Regions from separate parts of the Mus musculus genome. Here region 1 is linked to region 2. The links are chromatin loops, found by intact Hi-C in ENCODE. Cell type or tissue: heart. All regions are shown on one strand. Each heading gives the region's core, and the rest is flanking DNA. Links, peaks and the distances in the headings are about the cores only.

Evidence for each region. Peaks named below come from ENCODE experiments on the same cell type or tissue, not always from the same donor. Only the 100,000 strongest peaks of a DNase experiment are listed, where the experiment ranks them.
Region 1: a loop joins it to region 2, with 2.2 times the contacts of the local background. A loop is called at or near these places in 2 of 42 quality-filtered maps.

The regions. Positions count from the first base shown.
Region 1 is chr8:70,521,944-70,524,747 of GRCm38, reverse strand. It overlaps Kxd1 (KxDL motif containing 1), which reads left to right and starts at 1,568. Exons shown (of 5, transcript NM_029366.2): 1 at 1,568-1,685. In heart, for the core only: a CTCF peak has its summit at 1,582; a DNase peak (open chromatin) is centred at 1,637; H3K4me3 peaks cover 1,793 bases; H3K27ac peaks cover 1,866 bases.
Region 2 is chr8:70,775,648-70,778,451 of GRCm38, reverse strand. Pik3r2 (phosphoinositide-3-kinase regulatory subunit 2) reads left to right here and starts at 1,740. Exons shown (of 16, transcript NM_008841.3): 1 at 1,740-1,845. It overlaps Mast3 (microtubule associated serine/threonine kinase 3), which reads left to right. Exons shown (of 26, transcript NM_199308.2): 26 at 1-335. It overlaps 2010320M18Rik (RIKEN cDNA 2010320M18 gene), which reads right to left and starts at 1,590. Exons shown (of 1, transcript NR_029440.1): 1 at 846-1,590. In heart, for the core only: a CTCF peak has its summit at 1,242; DNase peaks (open chromatin) are centred at 1,251 and 1,681; H3K4me3 peaks cover 2,465 bases; H3K27ac peaks cover 2,043 bases.

The sequences.
Region 1 (2,804 bases), core at 232-2,731, 250 kb after region 2:
TGATAGGTATGGTGCAGCAGGTCTTCATTCCCAGCCCCAGTGAAGCTGGGGCGGGAGGATAGACAGGAATTTCAAGGCCAGCTCCTGACTCATAATGTAAAAAGTAATTTGTTCTTGTATATTTTCAGTATCAGGTATACTTAGAATCCACCAAAGAAGCACAGGTAGCATGAGGTGCTAGACTCTTCCTGTCCTGAGTTGTCACTGCTGTCTGCTTCTCTTAGCACCCAGGATAGTTGTAAAGTTACAGGCACTGTACTATGTGACCCATGCCACAATCAGAGAAGGAATAGTCAGGCTCAAGCCTAGACGACTCATTTGATAAGATTTTAAATCCCTGGAATAGAATGGGGAATTTAAAGACTATGGTAAGGTATACAAAGATTGTAACTCTCTGAGTATCCAGTTATGGGAAAAAGCCTGAGGTTACTTATGATCAGGACTTTAAAAACTACTACGGGGGGCTGGTGAGATGGCTCAGTGGGTAAGAGCACCCGACTGCTCTTCCGAAGGTCCGGAGTTCAAATCCCAGCAACCACATGGTGGCTCACAACCATCCGTAATGAGATCTGACTCCCTCTTCTGGAGTGTCTGAAGACAGCTACAGTGTACTTACATATAATAAATAAATCTTAAAAAAAAAAAAAAAAACTACTACGTTAGCTGGCCATAGTAGTACATACCTTTGATCCCAGCACAGAGGAGGCAGAGAAAGACAGATCTCTGAGTTAAAGAGCAACCTGTTCAAAACACTAAAGGGCATTCCTGGACAGCCGGGACTACACAAAGAAAGGAGTAGGAGAAGAAAAAAAGAAATCAAATACTGCCTTGTTTGCAAGAAATCAGCATGCCAGCCTCTGCCTTTTTTTCTATGCTGAAATCCTTTTTTTGCAGAAGGCATATTAAAAACGGTTTCTCTTATTTGGACGTACAGAAAAAGTCCCAGAAAAACCAGAGATAAAAAGAGAAATCTTGTTTCATAAAACCAAAACTGGCCGGTCCTGGTGGCACAGGCCTTCAATCCGACCACTCAGGAGGCCGGTAGATCTCTATGAGTTCGAGTCTGGCTTGGTCTAAATAAGCAAGTCCAGAACAGGCAGAGCTCTGTTACACAGAGAAACGGTCTAGAAAAACCCAAACAAAACAAGTCAAATCCCTGCATCTCTTTCACCAGACTCTTTATTAGAGAGAGGGGATTATTTCTCACAATACCGAGTACCAGGCCAGCCTGGGCTACAGCGATACCTCAAAAATCTGAAAGTCACACATGGTGGCATACAATGGCGTACACGCCATTTCAGGATGACCAGGATTTTAAGGGTAACCTAGGCTCCATGGCGAGCTGGAATCCAGCCTGAGTACATATGACCTTGTCTTTTTGTTTACTTTTCGAGATAGGGTTTCCTTGTGTAACACTGGATTGATAAATAATACATTTAATTGCCCACTTCCGGATTGCTTAAAAGCCATGTTTGGGACACAGCGCGTGCGCGTATCTAGTGCTGCGATTGCTCATCCTTTTGGCGTTCACGTTAGGGCTTCTACAATTTGGTCCTCCCGCCTCCTCGCGGTGAGTACGCGCAGGCTCCTAGGCGCCAGGACAGGGGGCGCTCGTGGACGCTCTATGATGACGTAAGCGCTAGGGCGCCCTCCCGGAAGCGCGAGCCAGGCCGCCAGATGTGCAGGTGCCGAGGCTGGAGCCGCCGGGGCCGGGCAGGGCGGGAACTCGGGGCGTCAGGAGGCCACGGAGGGGAGGGAGGGCCCATCCTAGCTCGGGGACACAGCCTCAGTTTTCCCGGATTCGCAGCGATAGCGCGGGCCAATCTAGATGGAAACCCTAGTTGTGTGACCTGGAGCCCTGAGCGGCTTGGGGTGCGCGTGTACCTCAGTTTCCCCGCTCAAAGGGGCGGGGACCCCGTGTTTGTTTGAGTCACGCCTTATCTGGTTTGGTTCTTTTGTTGTTGTTGTTTCTCCTTCAGAGTTTGGCCGGAAGAGTTGAAGTCCGTTTAGAGGACTCGGGCCGGACGGCTCCTTGTGCTCCTACTGTGACCTTGAGGCTCAGAGCCATTCCAGTCAGCCTGACATTCCTGGGGGAGAGTTAGTGTTTCTTTAGATGATAGCTCAAATTAGCCTCCAGTTCCTGGTAATCATCCTGCCTCGGCCACCCAACTATAAAGAGAGTCATTAAAATTTTGAGATAGCAGCCCAGACTGGGGCCTCTGTCTCCTTGAAATGCATCTTCCTCAGTCTCTAAAGTACTGGGATGACAAGCGTGAGTTACCTCATCTGCTTGTGTTGAGTCTTGTTTTGGATTAGGGTCTCATTTGTTCCAGGCTAGTCTGTAACTCACAAAGCAAAAGTGACCTGAAACTTCTGCTCTTACTGTCTTCTCTAGCACTGTGCACGGGCAGGGCATTCACCACACCTGACTCTTATTTGTTTATTTCACGTATGTGCATACATAAACTGTCGCTGTCTTCAGACAAAGCAGAAGTGGGCACTGGATTCCCATTACAGATGGTTGTGAGCCACCATGTGATTGCTGGGAGTTGAACTCAGGACCTCTGGAAGAGCAGTCAGTGCTCTTGACCGTTGAGTCATCTCTCCAGCACGTATTTATTTAGACAGTCTTATGTGTCTCAATCTCGTCTCCCACTCATTATGTAGCGCAAATTAACTTTAAACTTACAACAGTCTTCTAGTCACCTGAGTGCCAGGATGGCAAACATGAGCTGTCACACCAGGCTTCTGTTTTAAAATAGGGTTTCATGCATCTTAGGGTGGCCCAAAACTCAGTATGTACA
Region 2 (2,804 bases), core at 9-2,508:
TGTGATCCAAGAAGCTGAGGTTCCTAAGGCCAGAGGCATGTCCCACAATGGTCCAGTAAGAGTGGCAGCCCAGGACAGGCTCTCCTAGCCCTACTGTGAGCATGGCCATGGGGGAGCCCAGACTCCCATGCTGTGTGATCTAGCAGCCATGTAGTAGGTTGCCAGTGGTGCAGCTCTACACACTCCACGAGGGGAATTCGCAGGCACTCAAACCCTCTGCACCTCCCTGACTCGCAGCCAGTACCTTCTGCTGGAAGGGAGACCAAGGCTGTGCATGAGTAGCCCTCTACCCATCTTGGAGCTGGCATCAAATAAAGTCCCATGAAGACATCTGATACTGGTGTGTGCATTTGTGAGTGGCTGGGGGTAGGGAAAAACTGATGGCTCGATATCATCTAAGTGAGTTTTGTTGGCTGTATAGGGGTTTGGTTAAACACTTAATCCAAGCCAGCCTGCATCCCAGCTACCTAGCAGGCTGGGATCCTGGCTAGGGCAATAGGGCAAAATCTCATCTCTAAAATGAAGTGTTTCCAGGCATGGCTGTATACACATGTAATCCTAACACTTGGAGGTGGGGGCGTGGGGAGGCACGAAGCAGAAGGATCATGAGTTCAGATACAGCCTGGGCTAATAACAAGACCCTGTTTCAAATAATAAAGCCAAAGGAATCAATGATTAAAAGCACTGGCTGCTCTTCTAGAGGACCCAGGTTGTATTCCCAGCACCTACATGGCAGCTCACAGCCGTAACTCAAGTTCTAGAGCATCCGATGTCTCTTCTAACTTCCACAGACACCAGGTACTCACAAGGCGCACAGTTGAACATGAAGAAAAACACAAAATCTTAAAAAGGAAAAATCCAAAACGCTGGGCGTCATAGCTCTTGCTTTTAATTCCAGTCGGGTTATACGCGGCTGTAATTTACTGAACCTGGATCCTGTGCAAGAGCAGTGAGCATGCTTAACTGCCGAACTCTCGCTGCAACCCCTCCGTCCCAATTTTCTACCCTAGTCTTTGCGGTGAGCTAAAATAGATAAATGAATCCCTCGGAAATCAGCCGAACAAGCTCGGCAACTTCTGGTTCTCTCCGTCTCGCCAGAGTCTGTCCGTATTTCCGGAAACAATCTCGCTTCCGGACGCTGATAAGCCGCATTCTCGCGCGTGTTGGGCCGGAGACACTTCGGCTGTTTCCGGACGCCTAGGGTTGTCATGGCAGTGCCTTCGCCTTCCATTCCTTCCACCAGCGGCTCTCCATTGAGGGTACAGCTGCCGAGCTCGTCCAGTGGACCTTCGGCAATTTCCGGAAGCTATCGGCGGCCTCCGAGTCAACTCCCAAGGCCTGGAGTTGAGGTCGTTCGGTTCCTCCCAGACACATTCCGCGGTCTGGCAGGTTCACGACTTCGTAAAAAACACAAACAAACCCCTGTTATGGCACGTTCTGCTGCTTCCGGAATGGCTCGGGTATCTCAGAGTCCCAAGTCCACCGAGCCCAGCTTCGGACCGAATGCGTTCCCGACCCTTCCGCTTTCTAGTGTTTTCGTGAGCCTCCGACGGCCGTGCTCGGCTGTCTCCGACCAGCCTCGGCTGTCTCGTGGCAAAGCCCAGCCTCCCATTCCCGCGGGAGCACACTCGGCAGCTTCCGGAGGCTTGCCCGCGTGCCTCGGTCTTCGGGCTCCGCCTCGTGTGGGGGGAAAGGCCCGCCCTCCCGACCCGAGTGCGCTCGGCTATTTCCGCCTGGGGGCGGGCCCGAAGGCTTGGAACCGCGGCGACGGTGGCTGACGCAGGGATCCCGCGGCTGCGGCGACGGCGGCGGCGGTCGTGGTGGTGGCGACGGCGGCCGGAGTGGGTGAGTCGATGGTGGTGGGGAGGACCCGAGGAGAGAAGGAGCCGCACAAAACCGGGCTCCGAGCTGAGCGTGGGGCTGTGCAGCCTGCGGGGTAGAGACAGGGTCTCTAAGGCCGGGAGGTCCCCGCCCGCAACGGGGCGGAGAGCGGGACACGACCCCGGATCCGGCCACTTCCGTCGTCCAGGGGTCTTCGGGGTGCACGAGGGTCTAGGGGCCCGTCTGTGTGAGCACACAGACTATGCGTGCATCGTAGGCCCCTCCTTTTGCATTGGGGGTTCCGCGATACCCTCCCCCCATGGTGTGCAGACGTGCTCGGCACGGGGGCGGGCAGACGGGTGGCTTTCTTAGGAGAGGCCTCTCCGACCCTCAGTTTCCCTACCTATAACATGCAGGCCACAAGAGGCCGGACAGTGAGTCACACCGGATACCCTGGACCACAAAGCCTTAAGTCCCTCTAGGACACCTGCACCGGGTCCCCGAGATCTGGGGATGAAGCCCAGACCCTCCCCTTGGCACGCTAAACGCCTTTTTCATGGCTTCTTTCTGAAAGCCTCTGCATCCTAGACAGGCGTCTTCCACCATCGGGCCTTTGCAGGAACCGGTCTGTCTATGCATTGCCCTGTCCCTATACGAGGACCTGTCAGCCTTGCTCCCCCAGGAGGATGCACAGAAGACCCAACTGCAGGCTGGAATGGGGACCCAGGCTAGGACCCAATGTGGGGTGTCCAGCTCCTGTCCCCATCCTACTGTGGCACTAAGGTGACCATGGTTCTTCTTGACACCTCCCCTCTCTTGCATCACCAGAGAGCCCCAGGCTAAGGCAAGCTGGGGACACCCCTGCACCCTGTCTCAACCTCCCCTGCAGGAACCAAGGCTTCTGTTTCCTTGGATGCCCACCCAGGCCACAGCTCTTGATAGGCCATGTCCACTGCTCAGGTGTTCAACCCCTTCTTGGGGTT